3 separate regions of the Mus musculus genome follow, and all the other regions are linked to region 1. The links are chromatin loops, found by intact Hi-C in ENCODE. Cell type or tissue: heart. All regions are shown on one strand. Region 1 holds the start of Bard1 (BRCA1 associated RING domain 1). Region 2 overlaps Atic (5-aminoimidazole-4-carboxamide ribonucleotide formyltransferase/IMP cyclohydrolase). Region 3 holds the start of Atic (5-aminoimidazole-4-carboxamide ribonucleotide formyltransferase/IMP cyclohydrolase).

What was found. Hi-C counts contacts between places; a loop is a spot of excess contacts. Peaks named below come from ENCODE experiments on the same cell type or tissue, not always from the same donor. Only the 100,000 strongest peaks of a DNase experiment are listed, where the experiment ranks them.
Region 2: it touches region 1 in a loop (2.5-fold over the local background); 9 of 42 quality-filtered maps call a loop at or near these places.
Region 3: it touches region 1 in a loop (3.0-fold over the local background); 9 of 42 quality-filtered maps call a loop at or near these places.

Annotation. Positions count from the first base shown.
Region 1 is chr1:71,100,987-71,105,986 of GRCm38, reverse strand. It overlaps Bard1 (BRCA1 associated RING domain 1), which reads left to right and starts at 3,015. Exons shown (of 11, transcript NM_007525.3): 1 at 3,015-3,319. The coding sequence starts at 3,180. In heart, no CTCF peak of the experiment used is centred here; DNase peaks (open chromatin) are centred at 2,926 and 3,456; H3K4me3 peaks cover 2,912 bases; H3K27ac peaks cover 2,610 bases.
Region 2 is chr1:71,562,995-71,567,994 of GRCm38, reverse strand. It overlaps Atic (5-aminoimidazole-4-carboxamide ribonucleotide formyltransferase/IMP cyclohydrolase), which reads right to left. Exons shown (of 16, transcript NM_026195.3): 5 at 4,148-4,236; 6 at 3,438-3,589; 7 at 3,028-3,184; 8 at 56-181. Among named protein-coding and RNA genes, the nearest start is that of Atic, 8.3 kb to the right of the region's middle. In heart, no CTCF peak of the experiment used is centred here; no DNase peak of the experiment used is centred here.
Region 3 is chr1:71,554,719-71,559,718 of GRCm38, reverse strand. It overlaps Atic (5-aminoimidazole-4-carboxamide ribonucleotide formyltransferase/IMP cyclohydrolase), which reads right to left and starts at 2,563. Exons shown (of 16, transcript NM_026195.3): 1 at 2,445-2,563; 2 at 2,096-2,222; 3 at 417-493. The coding sequence starts at 2,463. In heart, a CTCF peak has its summit at 2,609; a DNase peak (open chromatin) is centred at 2,598; H3K4me3 peaks cover 2,051 bases; H3K27ac peaks cover 1,388 bases.

The DNA of each region.
Region 1 (5,000 bases):
GGTTGGTTCTCACCGTGGGGCTGCTCACTTTTTGCACTCTTACAAGACAGAACATGAGATAATTCTTCCTCGGCTGATGATTATGGTGGTTTCTGTGGTTCCTAGAGATAAGAGGAGAGAGACTACGAGCCCAAATCACCATGGGCAAACTAGTTAAAGCAAGCAAGGAATTAAGCAAGCATTTGTACTCCCTCCATGGGCTCCCTCCCCCTAAGGTAGGGCTTGAGAGGTCAGCTTACAGGGGAGGAAGACAAGGGTTTTATAGCTCAGGGGTAGGGGCTTTTCAAATGGGAGATTTGGGAAGAAAAGTAGGTGGAGTTTACAGGGGCAGAAAATAAGCCTACCACATCAGTCATAATGACCTCCTGAAACAAAGACATGATTGCAAGGTGATCATAAAGGAGACATAACAACAGGTAGTCAGTTATAACAACCTTGTGAAACAGAGGTAGGGTTCCAAGGTGGTTATAACTTTTTGAAACAAAAACATGATTCCTGATTCCTGGAACAGCCAGTACAGAACCATTTGTAAGTAAGGTTGCAGGTTGGGCATAGCCCAATCCTTGAGAAATGGAATATTAATCATAATCAGGAATGAACTTGGTTTGTTTTTACTGTAAGATGATGGCTTTCAAGCCTAAGATGGAGGCAGGCTGGTTCATCAGTTCCATCCTCAAAATCTCATATAAACCTAAGTGCTTTCATAAGTCCCTGCCTCCAAATGCTGTCTCATTAGGGGCTAGAGCTTCCATTCATGAACTTGGGGTGAAAGGAAATAAAACTTGAGACATGTGATTCATGTAATTTATGTCAAATAGCCCAAAGAGTTGTTTGTGAGCTTTGAAACCTGGGGCTGAGAACATAGCAGAATAGGCCAGGACATGCCCGGGTAGGCCCGTCGTCATATGTCCTGACTGTCCTAGTGCCTCCCTATCTCCCACCCTTCTGACAGTCTGTTGGTGTTTAAATGGACCAATCATGTGAAACCGAGCCAATTCCTCCCCCAGCCCCATCCCTTTTCTATAAAAACCCCTAGCTTCCAAGTGTCGGGGTCGAAACCACTGTCTCCTGAGTGAGATACGTTTTGAACCGGAGCTCTGCCATTATGACTCCACCATGTGGTCGACACCTCTGTCTCCTGCGGGAGATATGTGTTGGCCCGGAGCTCCGTCATTAAACTACCTCATGCTTTTACATCAAGATGGTCGTCTTTTCTTGATTCTTGGGTGCGCGCTGAACAAAAATTGAGTGGGGGTTTCCCCACTAGGTTCTTTCAGGGGCAGACACATTGGTTCAGTCCCACACTGAATTTAGCCTCAAGTTGTAGTATTCATAGGAGGCTTGAGTCAGATAATTAAGTGAAGCACTTGCGATATATAAGAGTCCAAGAACTCAAACTCTCAGCTCTATTTAGAGCTTTATATTACATGTCCACCCTGGTTCTATAAATGCTCATATAAATGTGCATGCTATGAACTGTGAGGTTAAAAGTACCTGAGAGACTCTACATTCAGGATCAGGAAAACCTTTCAAGCATTGATGTTTGAGCTGAGATCTGAAGGAGTACTGCCTAAGAGGAAAATTCCAGGTTCCAAAGTGAATCTTTGTGTAAAAGCCCAGAGGCAGCTGGACCTAGGCTTTTGATGAAGAAAAGCTCCACGGGAGAATAATGGCATGCTTTCCCAGGTTGGCATAGGCCTCATATCTCATCAAAGAAATAGCTTTAGAGTTTTATTTGTTTGTTTGTTTGTTTATTTATTTGAGATAGGGTTTGTCTTGACTGTCTCAGAACTCTGTTGACTAGGCTGGCTTTGAACTCAGAGATCCACCTGCTCTTCCCCCCCCCTCCCCCCATTTCCATGCCTCTAGTGCTGGGATTAAAGGACCTTCCAGGCCTTTCCACCTTTAGAGTTTAATCAGGGTAGTGCCAAGACTAATTTTGTGTTTGGTAATGTCTTGTATATCTTTAGTGAGGCCTAAGGATGGGAGGCAATCTAGGCAGATGTGTGGATTCCAGTAAGAAGGAACAACTTTAAGGTAAACAGAGGCAGCTGGGGCGGTTAAGCAGAGACAGAGAAATAAAAGGGGATATGCAAGAATGTGTTCATAGGTTGGAAGCTGTGGAGAGGGCGGGCTGTGCTTGCCCAGTGTTAATATTCAGATCCGCAGGAGGGTCTATGGATTTGGCTGGTAGAATACTTCTAGCATAAAGGAGGCTCTAAACTCAGTTCAGCACCATGTAAGCTGGGCGTGGTGGTGCATATCTGTAATCCCCTATCGCGCAGAGGTGGAGGATCGCAAACTGAGAAGTTCAAGGTCACCCTTAGCTTCACAGTTTAAGCTAGGTTGGCAAACAGACGCCGTTTCAAAAAAAAAAAAAAAAAAAAAATCCCCGGGGAGGGTAGACCCTCTAGCAAACAAAAACGTTTTATGCAGTTTATCATATTTTAAAAGCACACCAGAACTTCTAAGAGATGCCCTTGGTCGGATATTTACAGCTAGTTAAAAAGTGAAATTGAAACTTAGTATTTAGCGGATTCTTATATCCTACAGCAAGGAGAAAAAGAGAACTTTCTTATATAAAGGGTAGTACTTTTATTGTCATGGGAAAAGCTTGTCCAAGTTCAACAGTAGCTTGAATGCCACTCTTTGTAGATGGCTTCAGCGGCAAGCTCCTGAGGCTATGGGAGGGTTAGAATCCAACTTCTAGGTAAGCACAGTTTCAGTAAACTGAGAGGGGGTGGGAATGAAACCCATGGGGAGCCCCGCCTCTTTGAAGGCGTGGCCTGAGGCCCCGCCGCTCAGTTTCCCGCTCAGGAAGTTTGAGCGCGCTATACCCCGCCTCCTAGGGCCACAGGCCTAGGTGACTTCTCCCCACGCCTCCTCAACCCCGCGCCTTGGCACTTTGGTTTCCGCGGTCCGCCCTACACCTCCTGAGGGCGTGGCCTCTCAAGCCTCGCCTCTCCATTTCCGGAACTTGGACCGCATTACTAAAGCCCCGCCCTCAGGCCTTGAGGGCGTGGCCTAAAGCCGGGTCCTTCCATCTCTGAGTTTTACCGCGTTTCAGCCTCCGAGCCGGAGGCGTCCGACCAATTCAGAGACTCCGCACGCAGCAGGATCCGGCGGTGACCAGCGGGGTGCGGCGCTAGAGCAAACCTGACCTCCCCTCCTCTGTGGGAATGCCACGCCGGCCGCCGAGGGTCTGCTCTGGGAACCAGCCTGCTCCCGTGCCCGCCATGGAGCCGGCTACCGACGGGCTTTGGGCCCACAGCCGCGCGGCGCTTGCCCGCCTGGAGAAGCTGCTGCGCTGCTCCCGCTGGTAAGGACCGGCCTGGCGACCTAGTGTCGTCTGTCCCTCCGTGTCCCACTCCTGAGTTTTCTGAGTGGCTTCCCAGCCACCTGCAACGAAGATGACTCAAACGGCACTTTTCGAATTTTCGCGGGAGAACTGCCTTCGGGGCGTGGCTCAAAGCGCAGCTCGTTGGTCACTCCCCGAAGGTGACGCTCGGAGCTGAGCCGAGCTAGTGCTGCTGGGGTCCTGGAGTTCGGTCCTCTGGGAGCGTGGTCCCGTGGTTGCGTGCGGGGCACAACAGCCCCTGTGAGGCTGACCTTTTGGTCCTTTCTCTAGTAGCAGGCTCGGCGTGGGGAATGGGAGGCTAGGGACCTGGTGACCGGTAGTTTGGCGATGGCAGTTTGTTGAGCATCGCAATTTTAACTTAGTTAGATTATGGCCCTGTACCACTGATCCTCCAACATGCCCTCTCTTGGATTTTATTCAGTCTGAAATGCACTCCTAAGTGGTACTTTCTTACCTGAGGCTGTTTATCGAATACTACCAAGAAATATACTTCTTTCCCCTTTTTTCTCTTTGGCAGTAGCGAATGTTAAGCCTTCAGTCTTTACTACAAATACAGTGTTAACTGCAACTTTTTTTTTTTTTTTTAAAGTTAACTGGCAACAAACTTTGCACTTACGTTAAATTATTCTTTTTTTTTTTTTTTTTTTTTTTTTTTTACAAACTCTTAGTATTTGAAAGAATGGCATTGTATTTCTTAGGAGAGTGGCGATTCTGTTAACATGAACACGTTCTGAGTTCTGCTTGTGTTTTCCTAAAGCATACGGATCATCCTGGGTGTAGACATACATCGGAAACTCAACTTCTAGTTGCAGTAGCAGGCCAGTGATGACGCACATGTTGGATCTCAATCTGTGGGTCGCGACCACTGGGACACACATTTAGGTCTTAGGAACGGAGACCCAGCTTAGTAGCAAAATTACAGTTATGAAGTAGCAAAGAAAAGAATGGTATGGTTTAGGGTCACCACAACGTTTGGAACTATATTGAAGGGGTTGTAGCATCAGGGAAGGTTGAGACCCAACCACTGCTTTAAATAGTTGAACCACAGTTAAACTCAGATGGAAACACATATTCTTCCACTTAGAATGTGTCAGACCACATGAGTTCAGGTTCCAGCCACATCTTTGGTCTTCTCTGTACCTCAGTAATAATGGTTTGCTCATTCACATATTAATTTGCTAATATTGAGATTTGATAATAAACATGTAATGAATACATACCAAACAGTGTTCCGAGTATGGAGAGCCCATTCGTGAGCAAAGCTTCCTTCCCAATGTTTCTGTAACCCTGCCTCAGGGATCCCAAGAAAAAATTAAATACATGTAAGTTGTTTCCTGTGGTGACTATCCAAAATGGACACAAAAAGATGTGATGAGAAAATGATTTAGTCTGCTTGCTGAGCCATTTGGAAGAGACTAACTAGATAAAGTAATATGAATAATCTGTAGGTTGTCCTAAAATTAAACAACCAGTTTCCCTTTTTACCAACTGCCAGCTCTTTTAAACTAAGCGAGCTAGCTTACCGTAAGAGTCAAGGGCCTGAAGATAATAGTAATTAGGCTCAGGCTGTACTATGCCACATCCAGTTGTCCAGAGAATATGAGGTTCCTGTGGTCTTGTTTTTCTTTTTTTCAGTTTATTA
Region 2 (5,000 bases), 460 kb before region 1:
CTCAGAGCTCCTTACTCGTGGAGCATTCTAGAGCCCTCTGGAAGGCATTCCTCACCTGCCGGGCTGACGTGCTTGAAAGAAGCAGCCGCTGGGATGTCTACTGCTCCTCTCAGCTCTGTCACCAGCTGCCAGGCGTTCAAAGCGTCACACAAGTTTATGAATCCTGGGGCTCCATTGAGAACTACACACGAAAACACACGTACACATTAACACGCAGGTTAAGAAAGGCTACATATATGTATGTCCCTTAAAAAGGGACACCTATAAGCTATACAACTTCAATGTGATTTTAGGCAAAAGTCACAAAAGTAATCAAAGGCTGGAGGTGGTGTGCACCTTTAGTCCCAGCAATGGGAAGGCAGAAGCAGGTGGATCTCTAGGAGTTCAAGGCCAGTCTGGTCTACAGATCGAGTTCTAGAATAGCCAGGGCTACATAATGAGTTCCTCAAGAACCATTCTCCGATACCCTCCTCTCCCGAAAGAAAAACTAATCAAGATGTAACAGATATCTACAAACACTTCAAAAGGATCAGAACACTTGGGTCATCTTCAAATTCCTCCTCCTACCTCACCCCCATCCCTGCAGAGTAGAAATACAACTGTAAGACTCAGCAACAATGACAAGACCGGGTATCAGCTGTGTCCATGTGAATAGCTTAAATAGTTATGAAAATGACAGTGACCGGATGTCATAAATCATAAACCTCAACTTAAAACAACAAGCCGACCAACCCTATCAGCTGTGGAACAAGCTCAGGTGCCATGGACAGGAGGAAGGACAGAAACAGTGTGTTTTCATCCTTTAGAAGCTGCAGGCTGGCCACGGTGGTGCTTCCATTTAATCCCAGCAGTCAGGAGGCAGGCGAGTCTCTCCAAGTTCTAAGCCAGTCTGGACTGCAGAGTTCCATGACAACACAGGAAAACCATTATCCAAAGGACAGACAGACAGACTGCAAGTGCAGCAGAGCTGAATGGTGTGTGCTTATCATCTCAACACTCGGGGATGAGAGAGATCCTGCCCAAAACATGTTCTCCAACAGAAAGAAAACCACAGCAGACCCCATGGAACTTAGATGTACAGGTTCAGAAGAACGGACAGAAGTCGGTGGGAAGCATTAAACTGGGATACCTTACAAGGCACCCAGCAAGCAGAGCAGAGCAGAGCAGAGCAGCTCTGCGCTCTTCTCTTCTCCAGCTCCTGCCTCTGTGGGTAGCTTGTCCAATCGTGAGTGGGAAGGTGAGCAGAGGAACAGTTGTCTAAAGACTCCCAGAATACTGGTTCCCCTCACATCATATTCTCAAGTGGGCCAGGAACTGGTCAGACACAACAGAAAGAGCTACAGCGAATGCCTCGTCTATTAGACAAACAGGCACCATCTCACTTCCAGTCGCAAGAAGGCAAAAGACAAAACAAAGACAGGAATCAAACACACACATGATTCCATCTTTATTCTTTGCTTCAGCTTTGTCCCAGACAAACAGGTGTGCTACCAAACCTTCAAACCACATAAAAACGCAAAACACTTTTTCTGTTGTTAAAAATAAGTGTCGGGAGACACACTGAATGAAGCTCTTCTAAGAAGCTGCTGTTTACATGCTCGGGACTCCTCTGCCTGAGCACAAGGGACACTTTTACCTTTCATAAGAATGTGCCTACGGCAGAGCAGTGAACTGCAAATCCCTGGGTGGGAGGGGTAAGAGGAGACTGTAATCCTCAAACTTCCTGCCCTGCTCTCCCCAGCCCTCTGGGCTGAGACAGGAAGAAAAGAAGCCAACGGGAACAGCTGCTTCCCAATGGAGCAGGGCGGCCTGCCTTGGGAGTGGATGAAGCTGTCCTAGCTCTCACCATGTGCTGCCCCCATGTCAGTTCTGGGGCTCCACACCCAGAGCTCTTCCCAGACTCCTCTCAGGGCAACAAAACAGGGCGAAACACCGACAATACCTCTATTATAGCTACAGAATGTCATGTATCGATTCCCTGGAGGTACAACTCTATTTTGGACACAGGACTTTAAAAGGGATGTGAAACAGCTGACCCTGCGGTTAAGCCCAGGAAGTCCCTGAAATCGACTAGATTTACTGGATCACTATAGAAGCTGTACAGACTGCTCAGACATTCTCAGACTAATTGAGCTACCTGGAAAGGACACTCTTTAACCTGTGGAGCTGCCTGCAGGCTGTGCAGTGTGCTCCAGGGTTGTCCCAGCTTTGTGAGCTATGTCATTTCTGCCCCTATAAATACGCTCTCACAAATATTCCTGTAAACAATCACAATCAACCACACTGGATCACCAGGTTTGACTTTGGTGGAATCTGTACCCTGGCCTGTCCCTGGCCCCTTCTCTGGAGTGAGTGGATATGTTCCAATTGCCCCAGGAACAGTATCACACAGCATAGACACAGTTTTAATTCTCAATACCCATCACTGTCACGTCTTTAAAAAAAAAAAAAAAGGTTGTCCTGTGTGCATGTGTGTGGGGAATAGGTATGAATATGGACAACTCTGGCCTGGGGTTGAACTCCAGTCACCAGGCTAACACAGCAAGAACTCTGCCCCTTCAGTGTTATTTAACTTCACACTTCTACGTTGGCCCACAACTACTGGCCTTTTAGGCCCAACAAGGAAATCACTTCTTGTAACATCTGTCAAACAGAGGGTGGCTCTCAACCCACTGAAACACACAACAGCTTCCTCGGCTGCTTTCTTCACTGCTTCCCGTTATATTATTATAGACGCACCACAGGCTCGTTCTGCTCCTCCTCTGGAAACCTCAGCAGCTGCACCCTGAAGTCTTCCAAAGCAGCCTTAAGATTTGTCATCTCTAACTCGGGCTTTGCCTGCCACCCAGGGCCTGGCGTTTGCCAGACAGTGAAGCTGCTGTACCACTCTGACACTTTCCATGCACCTCCATTCTGGGTGGTTCTAAGGCCTCCTAAGTAATTTACTCTTACATTCTGAATGAGAGCAACTTCAGATACAACAGAGAAAGCCAGGTGTCTACACAACAGGTACTTCTCATACTTTACCTGTGATGGGAAGTTTGGGCTTCAGCGTATACAACTGGGCAGGAGTCTGATGGGGGTTCATCCCATACCGCAAGGGCATCTGAGAAATTCCCTTACTGTACTGTTTCCTGAAGTAATCTGAAATTGCTTCATCGTATTGAGCGGTATGAGTGAATGCCTACAAAAAGTTGCATTTTGTGAGATACCAGGAATGTCTCCCAAGAACGCCTTTAGGTACAGCCTCAGCCGCCACCCCCCAACACATCCCAATTAACACTTTTTCTAATATTTGATTTCTCTGTGTTCAATGAAAGGACAGAAGGCAGAGTGTGGGAAGCTGACAGACATATTTAGCAGAACTGAGTGGTGCTTAGACTGACACACTTAGACTACATGGACACTGCTTTACAGTGTGACAGAAGTGTACCCACCTTCAAGGCCAAGTGGCGCCTGGTCTCTAGGGAGGTGTCCTTACTATCAGAGCCGTGCATCTCTGCAGCTACCCCCGCATAGTCCTCTGGTTCACAGACGACTGTCACTCGAGCGTGGTTTTTGGCTGCAGCTCTCAGTAATGTCACGCCACCTTTGAAGGACAAAATATGTTATTTTTCTTTGGCATTTTCCTATCAGTTGAAGAACATTCTTTCAAATAAAGTAACTGTGAATAGCACTACTACCTTAATTTTTACCTTAAAAAAAAACAAGGAGAAAATAGCTCATCGGAATTCCCCTTGTACACAAAGGTAGTTTATAAAATATTTTCTTTTTTCTTTTGGTTTTTCAAGACAGGGTTTCTCTGTGTAGCCCTGGCTGTCCTGGAACTCACTCTGTAGACCAGGCTGGCTCCAAACTCAGAAATCGGCCTGCCTCTGCCTCCCAAGTGCTGGGATTAAAGGCGTGTGCCACCACTGCCTGGCATAAAATATTTTCTAAGCTGGCAGTGGTAACACACAATCAAATTTGTGAACCTTGGAGACTAAGGCAGGAGGATTACTACAAGTGGATTTCAAGGCCAGTCTGGGCAATGCAGCAAACCCCTGTCTCCAAGACATGAAACAATACCAGAAACACTCAGTAATAAAAACAAAAGCAAAAGCAAGAGACGACTGTAATTCCGCCTGTTTTGAAGTGTTTACCTTACCAATATCAATTTGTTCAACAGCTGCCTCAACAGTTACATCTGGAGAAGCCACAGTCTTCACGAAGGGGTACAGGTTACAGACCACAACCCTGACAATGGAAGAAAATTAGCTGTCATTACAACACTGCAGCTTCATCACTTACAGCTATCTGGGAGAGAAGTCACTACAGATGTGATCAAGACCTGGGAAGATCTAGACCACAAACTGTAAGCCTGCTGATTTCAGATTCTTGTCTTACAGACTGCTTTTATGTGTACGAGGATTTGCCTGCACGTGTGTGTGACCTGCACGTAGTGCCCATGGAAGCCAGAAGAGAATCCATCAAAGTCATAAATAAACGGTTGTGAGCTGCTGGAACCTAAACCCGGGTCCTCTACAAGAACAGCGAGTGCTCCTGACTGCTGAGCCGCTTGTCCAGCCCCACCATTTTTAAATTCTTAGCAGTTATATTAAAAAGGTCAAGGCTCTTTGAGCATAGGATCAGCACACGCTCTGGAGATGGGATACATACATGCTCCTCCCAGACCCTCCTACAAGGCTGATGCTTGGCTAGTCTTACTATTACTCCCCAGACCACCCTTCAAGCATGATGGCTGATTAGCCTTAGCTAACTATAACTATTAAATCATTATTTTTTTTTTTTTTTTTGGCTGAGAGCGGTAGTAACCCAACACTCAGAGAATTTGGAGTTTGAGGTTAATTTGGGCTACATTAGTTAGACCCCCAACTCAGAACAAAATATTTTAAGAATAAATAAAAATTATAAGAGTACAGAAAAATCTCATTTTAGACTGTGATGTTTACCTAGGACATACACATTTCCACTATTTCCCCAAGAGATTGTATACATAA
Region 3 (5,000 bases), 450 kb before region 1:
TAATAAGATTTATTGCAACCTGTGATGCAGACATGCACTTCTGTGGCTATTACTGCTTAGAGGGTTTGCTATGCTAGGCAATTAAACAGAAGTCACATTTTTTTTTTTTGAGAAACAGTTACAGGGTAACACTGTATTCCAAGTGTGAACTACAGAAGTGTATAGTCAGACTGTACATAGAAACAACGCAATCTAGATTAGCTAAATTAGTTAGTAGGTCACGATCAAAAGCAATGTAGGAAAACAATCTGAACTTATCCTGTAGTGAGGAGTCAGATTATAAAGGGATCAATGGGAGAAGTAGACTCTTTTAAAATCTTTTTTTGGGGGCTTATGATTTATTTCTTCCTGTATCTTTTGAAACTATGAACTAAAATCTGTTATAAACTGAGGGATTACAACCCTCAACCACTTACCAGCATGGACCGCAGGGTGCAAGGTTTTCACGCGTCCCCCTAACATTTCAGGGAACCCTGTTAGCTCAGACACATCTCTGAAAACAGAGTAATAAAACAGTTACTGAATTATCACTTTCCAGGACTCAAAGCATCTCCCACCAAATCTACAAGAGGTTTTTTTTTCAAGTCCAACTTAAGCAAAGCTTTAAAAATTTTCACTGTGTTGGATTTCCTAAATGTTATTCATATACTGCAAAATGTTATATTTCCTAAATGATATGTTTTAGAAAATCAATTAGGTATTAAAGCACTGGCTTTACAATGTCCAGACTCTTAACAACCTTTAATTATGAAATTCAAGGGCAGTGGTGGCACACGTCTTTAATCCCATCACTCAGGAGGCAGGGGCAAGTGGATCTCTGTGAGTTCAAGCCCAGCCTGGTCTACAGATAAAGTTCCAGGACAACATAGGGAAACCATTGCCTGAAAAACCAAAAGCAAACAAACAAAGCAAAGAGATTCTACTGAGAATCATTTATAGTGAATTTAACAACAACAAAAACATTAAAAATATGTTTGGACTGGAAATATGGCTCAGGTGTACAAAGTTTGTCTCCCATGCACCAGGACCCGCATAAACAAACAAAAACACTTACTCTTTAACAGGACATAGTTCTAATTTCTAAAAGATATCCATACTCCAACTCACTCAAGGAGGAAGAGGCAGGAGGATCACAAGTTCAAGGCCAGCCTGGGCAACCTACAGAGACCCTGGCTCTAAGTTTTAAAAGTTTCTGAAGCAAAGCATAAAAAATGAACTAGGGATACAGCTCAGGAGTGGACTGGACATTGGGGTCAGTCTTCCATACCACCAAAAGAATACGAGAAGGCGTAACGGGGCAAGCAAATACTGGGCAGTGGCGTGGAAATATGAATGACCATCTGAGAAACATTTAAACTAGGCGATAGACAATGCAAGAACTCCTCGTACTTCATCGTAAATGCCACAGCAACAATGGCCTACCCATACCAGCTCCACAGTAACTCAACTGCACCTCACAGGAGCCTACTTGTCTGCTGTCCCTGATGCTCCGGACTCCCATAAGTCACAAGAGAATCCACTGAAGACATTTACTAAGTAAAGGCATTCTTGCTGTCTGAAGCTGTCAAATGTACAGGGGTTATGTACTGCTTACACAAACAAGAGTTATGAAGAGGTGAATAATTTACCTCTATAGGGATTCTCCACAAACCAAGAGTTATAATGGCAATGAAAACAGCCAGGGAACTAAGGTCTTTTTCCTTTTCTACCTTCCAGACCTTCAGGGTCATCTCCTGACATCTCTTGTCAAACCCTTCCCACTGTTAGTCAGGAGATGAGTGTGATCGAGCCACTGGTACTTTCTGATGGGTGAGGCTATGAAGAGGGAGATACAGATCTTCAAAGATGTTACAGTCTAACTGTGCAACCAGTCAAAGCCAGGCCATGGAACCTGAACATTCGTGTTTATTCTGCATAACACATGGCCCTCCGAAGTTAATTTGTTTGCAAACAGTGGCTGGGTGCTAGGACTCTAAAACTCAAGGCTCCCTAGTTCTAACCTAACTTCTCCCTGTGTTTTGTCAGTTTTTTGCATGGCTTTCTGGTGAATATGGTCACAACGTTTTTCTCCCTTTAACGCTACCTACTGCCTTACCTGACTGCCAGGCCAGCATCCCTGATCGCTTTTGCCGTGCCTCCGGAAGCGACCAGACTCAAACCAAGAGACGCGAGACTTCTGGCAAATTCCACGAGGCCAGTTTTGTCAGACACACTGAACAGGGCTGAAAGAGAAGGCAGTTCTCATTACTCGCGGCTTCTGGCACCGAGATCTCCCGGGGAGGACTCCTGGGAAGGGGACTCATGCAACTGCAGGCCCAGGGCCCAGCACTGGGGACACCCAGCCTGCAGGCCGGGCCCGGGGCCTCCCCAGCTCGGCCAGCGGCATGAGTGGGTGGCGGGGATGGTGCAGGCAGGACCCCTATGATGCATCGCGAGGGCCTCACCAAGCTGAGACGGAGCCATGCTGCGTTGGGTCGCGGAGTCAAGGGACGGACAGGCCACGTGCGTAGGCAGGCAGGCCGGACCCCGCGGTTCAGGAAGCAGTGGGCAGGGCGTGTCGACCCCACGTGACCCCGAGGTCCCGCCCCTCCTCCAGTGAGCTGCAGCCTAGGGTGGAAGGCGCCGCTGGGCGGGGCGGCTGCTAACTCCGGAGCCTGGGATCTGTAGCCGCGGGCTTCCTCTTTCCGAACCCAGATCTGGGCGTGGGGACTCGCGGTTCGCGCGCATCTGGGGTGCTGCTGCTGAGGTCCCGGGAGGTGGGGCCGCGGCGGCTGGAGCACTGATTGGGGGAAACTAGCGAGAGGACTAAACAGACCCTGTCTGACGATGTCAGAAAGGATTAGAGAAGCCTTCTGCTATGGTCTCCCTTTTACAGGTCTGGGAGACCTACGCATGAAGTCATTGCCTCCACAGTTGAGAGCCCCAAAGAAGTAAAATGACCGTCATTTGAAGTTTTTCATACCACATTATAAAATGGCCTGGAATTTACATCAAGATCACCATGTGTAAAATGCTCTTTTCCTTCAAGCCCAGGTGGCAGGAGTAAAGGTTTCAAGACTTAAGTTATTAAAAATAGGAATAGCAAAATTGAGCTCATCTGCTTCTTTTTAATAAAAGTGACACCTTTGGCACAAAATAAACATATCTTGCTGTATACACAGCCCTATTTTTTTTTTTTTTCCGAGACAGGGTTTCTCTATGTATTCCTGGCTGTCCTGGAACTCACTCTGTAACCAGGCTGGCTTCGAACTCAGAAATCAGCCTGCCTCTGCCTCCCAAGTGCTGGGATTAAAGGCATGTGCCACCACTGCCCGGCTAACAGCCCTATTTTTAACATTAATGTTTAGAATTAATTTTTTGATTATGTTTTCTTTTGTAATGTTCTTTAATACAATTCCAAAAAAGAACTTAAAAATTCTATAAAGGAGCCTAAAATTGTACAATTCTATAGAAAGCTTAGCTTTTTATTTCCAGTCTAGTCTCCCAATCTGTGCAAAGTCCATTTTCCTATTATTTGGATGCTAGTCTGCTTCTTGTCTTTCCTCTCTAATAGTCCAATCTCTTTTTCCTTCTCCAAATATCTATTGATCAAATATCTATCTCATTTTTCTGACCTCAGAACGTGTTAACTCCTTGCTCTGAACACCTCTCATGTTTCTAAGGAAGATATATTAGGATCATGAGAGTGTCTTCAGGATGTGTTCACAACTTTCAATGTACAGAGGTGAACAAGGTTCAGAAAGATCATTGCAAGTTTGGAGCTAGTTTGGTCCACACTTTAAGTCCCATACCTGCCAAAGAAACAGCAAGACCTTGTCTCAAAAATGTTAAACAAACAACAAAAGGTGACAGATATTAGAATAATTAGTTCCACGCATATAAGATTGTAATCAGCCTTTAGTTAGCTACTATAAGAGGGTATGAAATAGTCAAAATTCAGGAAGAACAAGTGAGTGGCTCAGTGGGCAAAGGTGTTTCCAAGAAATATTTCTCTTTATCTTATCTTTAAAATTTTATTTTAAGTATATGGGTGTTTTGCCTGCGTGAAGGTTTGTTTACATGTGTGAGCCTGGTGCTCCTGGACTTCCAGGGGACTTCCCTGGCCAACCACATTAGATTTCTACAGGAACTAGAAAGCAGAGAAAGCAATAAACAATAAAAGGAAATAAACAGCGCTTAGACACTAGACATTTTCCACATTGAAAAAATAATACATAGGCAAATATTTAGCCCTTTCTCCCGGACATAAAGAAGGAAAGCTATGACCTCCTTACCTGCCCAGGAGCTCAACTTGGGAAGAAAGTGCAGACACATACCCTGGGGCAGTAAGAAAACACCAGTTAAAAACAAACAAACAAACAAACAAACAAAAACCAAGGTATTAAACTGAATTAACTAGGGCTTCTGGTAACAGGGCAAGACACATTCCTTTCTTTTATTTAAAGCTATTTACAGTGATTAGCCTTGATTCCATTCTCTCATAGTTTTAGAATACAGACTTGGTGCTTGTTTCATGTTAGTAACAGGAAGAAAAAATGAGTTCTGTTTTTAGTTGTTTGATCACCCTGGACAAAGTCACTTCCTTAGGGCAATCTTCCTTGCCTTTCTTATAACACTGGTACAGTAATTGTTCTGTAGCCCTGACCAGCCTGTAAGACACCAATCGAGTAATCTATTGAAAGAACAAATTGTGAACTGACTGGCAAACAATAGCATACAAGTATACCTCCCCCATTCATTCTCTTGGAACAGTTGACCTCTCGGATATGTTTCTAAGCTTCTGACCACGTCCTTGAAGATGCCGATGGAAAGCAAGCTAGAATCTTAGAAGTGAGAGATCCAGCCTCGAGGACGAGCTGATCAATCACTAGCTGCTATTCCAGACATACCGACAATGAAAGTAGGTCTATTCTATCCTATCCTATAATGATGACATTGTCATAGCTTCTTATTTCATACCCGGTCCAAAGGAAGCTTGAGAGCCCTGAGTCACGGGAGCA